Regions from separate parts of the Homo sapiens genome. Here region 1 is linked to region 2. A link is an interaction called in ENCODE POLR2A ChIA-PET data of the cell type or tissue named here. Cell type or tissue: GM12878. All regions are shown on one strand. Each heading gives the region's core, and the rest is flanking DNA. Links, peaks and the distances in the headings are about the cores only. Region 1 has its middle 5.4 kb from the start of SPPL2A. Region 2 overlaps USP8 (ubiquitin specific peptidase 8).

Region 1 (2,911 bases), core at 157-2,656, 330 kb before region 2:
CAGTAAATGGTATTTTCTTTTCTTTCTTTAGACAGGGTCTCACTCTGTTGCCCAGGTTGGAGTACAGTGGCTTACTGCAGCCTCAAGCTATTGGGCTCCAGAAATCCTCCCACCTCAGCCTCCTGAGTAGCTGAGACTACAGGTGCATGTTACCATGCCCGTCTAATTTTCGGTTTGTTTTTGTTTTTGTTTTGAGACAGAGTCTTCCTCTGTCGCCCAGTCTGGAGTACACTGGCACGATCTTGGCTCACTGCAAACTCTGCCTCCCAGGTTCAAGAATTCTCTGCCTCAGCCTCCCGAGTAGCTGGGATTACAGGCGCGTGCCACCATGCCCAGCTAATTTTTGTATTTTTAGTGGACACAGGGTTTCACCATGTTGGCCAGGCTGGCCTTGAACCCCTGACCTCGTGATCTGCCCACCTTGGCCTCCCAAAGTGCTGGGATTACTGGCGTGAGCCACCACACCCGGCCACACTCATTTTTTTTTTTTTTTTTTTTGAGATGGAGTTTCTCTCTGTTGCCCAGGCTGGAGCACAGTGGTGTGATCTCAGGTCACTGCAACCCCTGCCTCCGGGGTTCAAGCGATTCTCTTGCCTCAGCCTCCTGAGTAGCTGGGATTATGGGCGCACACCACCATGCCTAGCTAATTTTTGTATTTTTAGTAGAGATGGGGTTTCACCATGTTGGCCAGGATGGTCTCGATCTCCTGACCTCGTGATCCACCCGCCTCGGCCTCCCAAAGTGCTGGGATTACAGGCGTGAGCCACCGGGACTGGCCTGATTTTCATATATTTTTAAATAGAGACAAGGTCTTGCTATGTTGCCCAGGCTGATCTTAAAATCCTGGGCTCAAGCAGTCCTCCCATCTGGGCCTCCCAAAGTGTTGGGATTACAGGCATGAGCCATCGGACCCAGTCATAATCTTAAAAATTGAATTTGTAGCCAGGCCTGGTGGCTCACACCTATAGTCCCAGCACTTTGGGAGGCCCAGAAAGGAGGACTACTTGAGCCCAGGAGTTCAAGGCAGGTGGATCAGCTGAGGTCAGGAGTTCAAGACCAACCTGGGTAACATGGTGAAATGTTACACTACTAAAAATACAACAATTAGCTGGGCATGGTGGTGTGCCCCTGTAATTCCAGCTACTCAGGAGGCTGGGGCAGGAGAATCGCTAGAACCTGGGAGACAGAGGTTGCAGCGAGCCGAGATTGCGCCACTACACTCCAGCCTGGGTGACAAAGTGAGACCCTGTCTCAAAAAAAAAAAAAAAGAAAAGGCCAGGCGTGGTGGCTTACGCCTGTAATCCCAGCACTTTGGGAGGCCAAGGTGGACCGATCACCTGAGGTCAAGAGTTTGAGACCAGCCTGTTTAACATGGTGAAACGCCGTTTCTACTAAAAACACAAAAGATTAGCCGGGCGTGGTGGCTTGTACTTGTAATCGCTGCTACTTGGGAGGCTGAAGCAGGAGAATCACTTGAATCCGGGAGGTGGAGGTTGCAGTGACCCGAGATCGCGCCATTGCACTCCAGCTTGGGCAACAAGAGCGAAACTCCGTCTCAAAAAAAAAAAAAAAAAATGCAGATTCTGATTCTGATCCAGCAGGGGTTTGTTTGTTTGTTTTTTGTCGCCCATGTTGGAGTGCAATGGCAAGATCTCAGCTCACTGCAACCTCTACCTCCCAGATTCAAGCAATTCTCCTGCTTCAGCCTCTCGAGTAGCTGGTTTTACAGGCGCCCGCCATCACACTCGGCTAATTTTTTGTATTTTTAGTAGAGATGGGGTTTACACCATGTTGGCCAGGCTTGTCTTGAACTCCTGCCCTCAGGTGATCTGCCCGTCTCTGCCTCCCAAAGTGCTGGGATTATAGGTGTTAGCCATGGCGCCCAGCCGATCCAGCAGAACTGTACCTATTCCTGGCATGATTACGCATTTCTAACAAGCTTTCAGGTGATGCTCTGATGTTGGTCCAGAGTACATGATTATAGACTTTATTATGAATATCAGTGAAACTAAATAGTCTTCTAGACAGTACAGGGGTCCTCTTAGGAGTTTTCTCAAGAGATTACAGTCACAATGCATCTGCAGTCTGATGGCACAGACATTTGTGTTTGGGCAAGCAGTTCTCCCATTCCTCTCAAGAGTTTATTCAAAACTCTTCAGTAGATGCGTCACTTGGTCCCACTTTCACCACCCACCTCAGCCTCCCGAAGTGCTAGGAATACAGGCATGAGCCACTGCACTCAGCGCATATGTCTTATTTCCAATTATCTAGGGATTTTCCAGACATCTTTTTGTTATTGATTTCCAATTCTCTTGTGGTCAAAGAACATACTTTGTATGATTTAAAACCTCTTAAACTTGGCCAGGCGCGGTGGCTCACGCCTGTAATCCCAGCACTTTGGGAGGTTGAGGCGGGCGGATCACAAGTTCAGGAGATTGAGACCATCTTGGCTAACACGGTGAAACCCCATCTCTACTAAAAATACAAAAAATTAGCCGGGCGTGGTGGCAGGCGCCTGTAGTCCCAGCTACTCGGAAGGCTGAGGCAGGAGAGTGGTGTGAACCCGGAAGGCGCAGCTTGCAGTGAGCCAAGATTGTGCCACTGCACTCCAGCCTGGGTGACAGAGCGAGACTCCGTCTCGAAAAAAAAAAAGAAAACAGAAAAAAAAACCTCTTAAACTTATCAAGATGTGTTTTATGGCCAAATAGTTTATTTGGTAAAGGTCCTGTGTACCCTTAAAATTATGTAGTTGTTGGGTGGAGAGTTCTATAAATGCCAATTAGGTCAAGTTGGTCAATGGTGTTGATCAAGTCTTCTGTATCCCTGCTGATTTTCTGCCTACTTGTTCTTTCAATTATTAAAAGATTTTACTTGAAATCTTTAACTGTAATTATGAATTCATCTATTTTTC
Region 2 (2,911 bases), core at 294-2,793:
TTATCTAGAATTCGCTACACTAATATTTTCAATACATTTTCTTTCCCCACTTTTTCAGATAACCCTGAAAGAATTATTCATAAGATGACTTTTTGATAAGTAATAAAATGTAGTGTCCTTCTCTACTATTGAGAGAGCTTGCTAAATTAATGTTTTATCTAAATCTCAATTTTTTTTTTTTTTTTTGAGACGGAGTCTTGCTCTGTTGCCCAGGCTGGAGTGCAGTGGTGCAATCTCAGCTCACTGCAACCTCCACCTCTCAGGTTCAAGCAATTCGCCTGCCTCGGCCTTCCAAGTAGCTGGGATTACAGGCGCCTGCCACCACACCTAGCTAATTTTTTTTTTACGTATTTTTAGTAGAGATGGGGTTTCACCATGTTGGCCAGGCTGGTCTTGAACTCCTGACCTTGTGATCCACCTGCCTCTGCCTCCCAAAGTGCTGGGACTACAGGCGTGAGCCACTGTGCCCAGGCTTTTTTTTTTTTTTTTTTTTTTTTGAGACAGACTCTTGCTCTGTCGCCCAGGCTGGAGTGCAGTGGTGCGATCTCGGCTCACTGCAACCTCCGCCTCCCAGGTTCAAGCGATTCCCCTGCCTCAGCCTCCCGAGTAGCTGGAACTACAGATGCATACCACCACACCCTGCTAATTTTTGTATTTTTAGTAGAGATGGGGTTTCACCATGTTGGCCAGGCTGGTCTCAAACTCCTGACCGCAAGTGATCCACCTGCCTCAGCCTCCCAAAGTGCTGGGATTACAGGGGTGAGCCATTGCGCCCAGCCTAAATCTCTAACATTTTCTAGTATAAAATAAGAGTGAAAATACAAGTTTCTAAGGAAGTTCAATGACATACATTCAGTCCCTACCTCATCTAAAGGGTAAAAAATAGAAAATATCTTGTTAGTAAATTTAGCACCTCACATAGCTGAAGTACACTAGAGAGGCTGGGCTACAGAAAAATATAACAAAAAACAGAAAACAGTTCTGCAACTGGGCAAGGTGGCTCACACCTGTAATCCCAGCACTTTGGGAGGCCGAGGCAGGCAGACCACCTGAGCCCAGGAGTTCAAGACTAACCTGGGCAACAGGGTAAGACCTCGTTTCCACTAAAAATTAAAAAATTAGCCAGGTGTGGTGGTGCGTGTCTGTACTCCCAGCTACTCTGGAGGCTGAGGTGAGAGAATCAGCTGAGCCCAGGAAGTCGAGGCTGCAGTGAACCATGACTGTGCCCACCGCACTCCAACCTGGGTGACGGAAGTGAGATTCTGTCTCAGAACAAACAAAAAACAGTTCTAAGACAGAAGCAGATGAGATCCTCTGGACAGAGCAAATGAAAATGATCCTTTTACTGAAAAACAGGAAATGAACTACTGAATCATATGAAATAATGGCCTAAGTTACCTGAGCCTTTGCAGGGAGCGTCTCAGCCTGGACTTCTCTGCCTACATACTCCCTTTGGAAATGCAATAGAGACTCTGGAAATGGAAAAATCTCATCTGTTTAAATGTACTCACTACCTTCTCAAGAAGAGAAAAAAAAAGGCGGCTACAAAAATATTCCCAATTTTGTCATAGAAAAAAAATAACTATTAACTTCCAAAATAAAGCAAAAAGTAAACAAGACCATTAAAAAAAAAAAACTGGTTGGGCATGGTGGCTCATGCCTGTAATCCCAGCACTTTGGGAGGCCAAGGTAGGTGGATCACCGAGGGTCAGGAGTTCGAGATCAGCCTGACCAACACGGTGAAACCCTGTCTCTACTAAAAATACAAAAATTAGGCCAGGCGTGGTGGCGGGTGCCTGTAATCCCAGCTACTCGGGAGGCTGAAGCAGGAGAATCACTTGAACTTGGGAGGTGGAGGTTGCAGTGAGCCAAAATCATGCCATCGCGCTCCAGCCTGGGTGACAGAACAAGACTGTCACCTTAAAAAAAAAAAAAAAAAAAAAAACCTACCACACAAACAAAACAGCAAACAACAAAACTACCAAAGTTATCCAAATTTTAAGACTTTCAAAAATATTTACTTTAGTGAGCACCACTTACACTGCGTTTTAAGCAATTCCACTTTAACATATTTCACAGAGCGTGCAAAAACTTGTTTGAATTTAGGAAGGCCTCTGTCTCTTACCTGCAGATAAGTATGGCCAAAAATATTAAACAGTATTTTTCCCAGGGCAGGACTAATTCATCCATTGTGGACAGATGAATGAACCTCCAAATGCAAGGGGCCCCCTCTTCAAAGACAGATTTAAAACCTAGTAATTGGCCAGGCATGATGGCTCAAGCCTGGAATCCCAGCACTTTGGAAGGCAGAGGCAGGCGGATCATGAGGTCAGGAGTTCAAGACCAGCCTGGCCAATATGGTGAAAGCCCATCTCTACTAAAAACACAAAAATTAGCTGGACGTGGTGGTGCACACCTGTAGTCCCAGCTACTCGGGAGGCTGAGGCAGGAGAACCGCTTGAACCTGGGAGGCAGAGGTTGCAGTGAGCCGAGATTGAGCTACCGCACTCCAGTCTGGGCGACAGAGTGAGACTCCGTCTTTAAAAAAACAAAAAACAAAAAAAACCTAGTAACTATTATTAGAATAACTTTGCTAATGAGAAGAAATACCAGCAATGATTTATCACCATTAAGTAAAATATTAAAGTCATTCCTTAACAACCAAAAGTCACACTCCTCTAAAAATAAAAATAAGTGGCCAGGCACAGTGGCTCACAGGATCACGCCTGTAATCCCAGCACTTTGGGAGAACGAGAGGGGCGGATCACAAGGTCAGGAGTTCGATACCAGCTGGGCCAACATGGTGAAACTCCGTCTCTACTAAAGATACAAAAAAATTAGCTAGGCATGGTGGCAAGAGCCTGTAATCCCACCTACTCAGGAGGCTGAGGCAGGAGAATCGCTTGAACCC

The links. Peaks named below come from ENCODE experiments on the same cell type or tissue, not always from the same donor. Only the 100,000 strongest peaks of a DNase experiment are listed, where the experiment ranks them.
Region 1: POLR2A ChIA-PET joins it to region 2 with 6 read pairs; 5 of 35 experiments call an interaction of 5 or more read pairs at or near these places.

Annotation. Positions count from the first base shown.
Region 1 is chr15:50,769,615-50,772,525 of GRCh38, reverse strand. No RefSeq gene overlaps it. Among named protein-coding and RNA genes, the nearest start is that of SPPL2A, 5.4 kb to the right of the region's middle. In GM12878, for the core only: no CTCF peak of the experiment used is centred there; no DNase peak of the experiment used is centred there.
Region 2 is chr15:50,443,132-50,446,042 of GRCh38, reverse strand. The region is part of intron 3 of USP8 (ubiquitin specific peptidase 8); the gene reads right to left. Among named protein-coding and RNA genes, the nearest start is that of USP8, 20 kb to the right of the region's middle. RefSeq lists enhancers at 887-996, 1,117-1,206. In GM12878, for the core only: no CTCF peak of the experiment used is centred there; a DNase peak (open chromatin) is centred at 1,232; H3K4me3 peaks cover 403 bases; H3K27ac peaks cover 1,399 bases.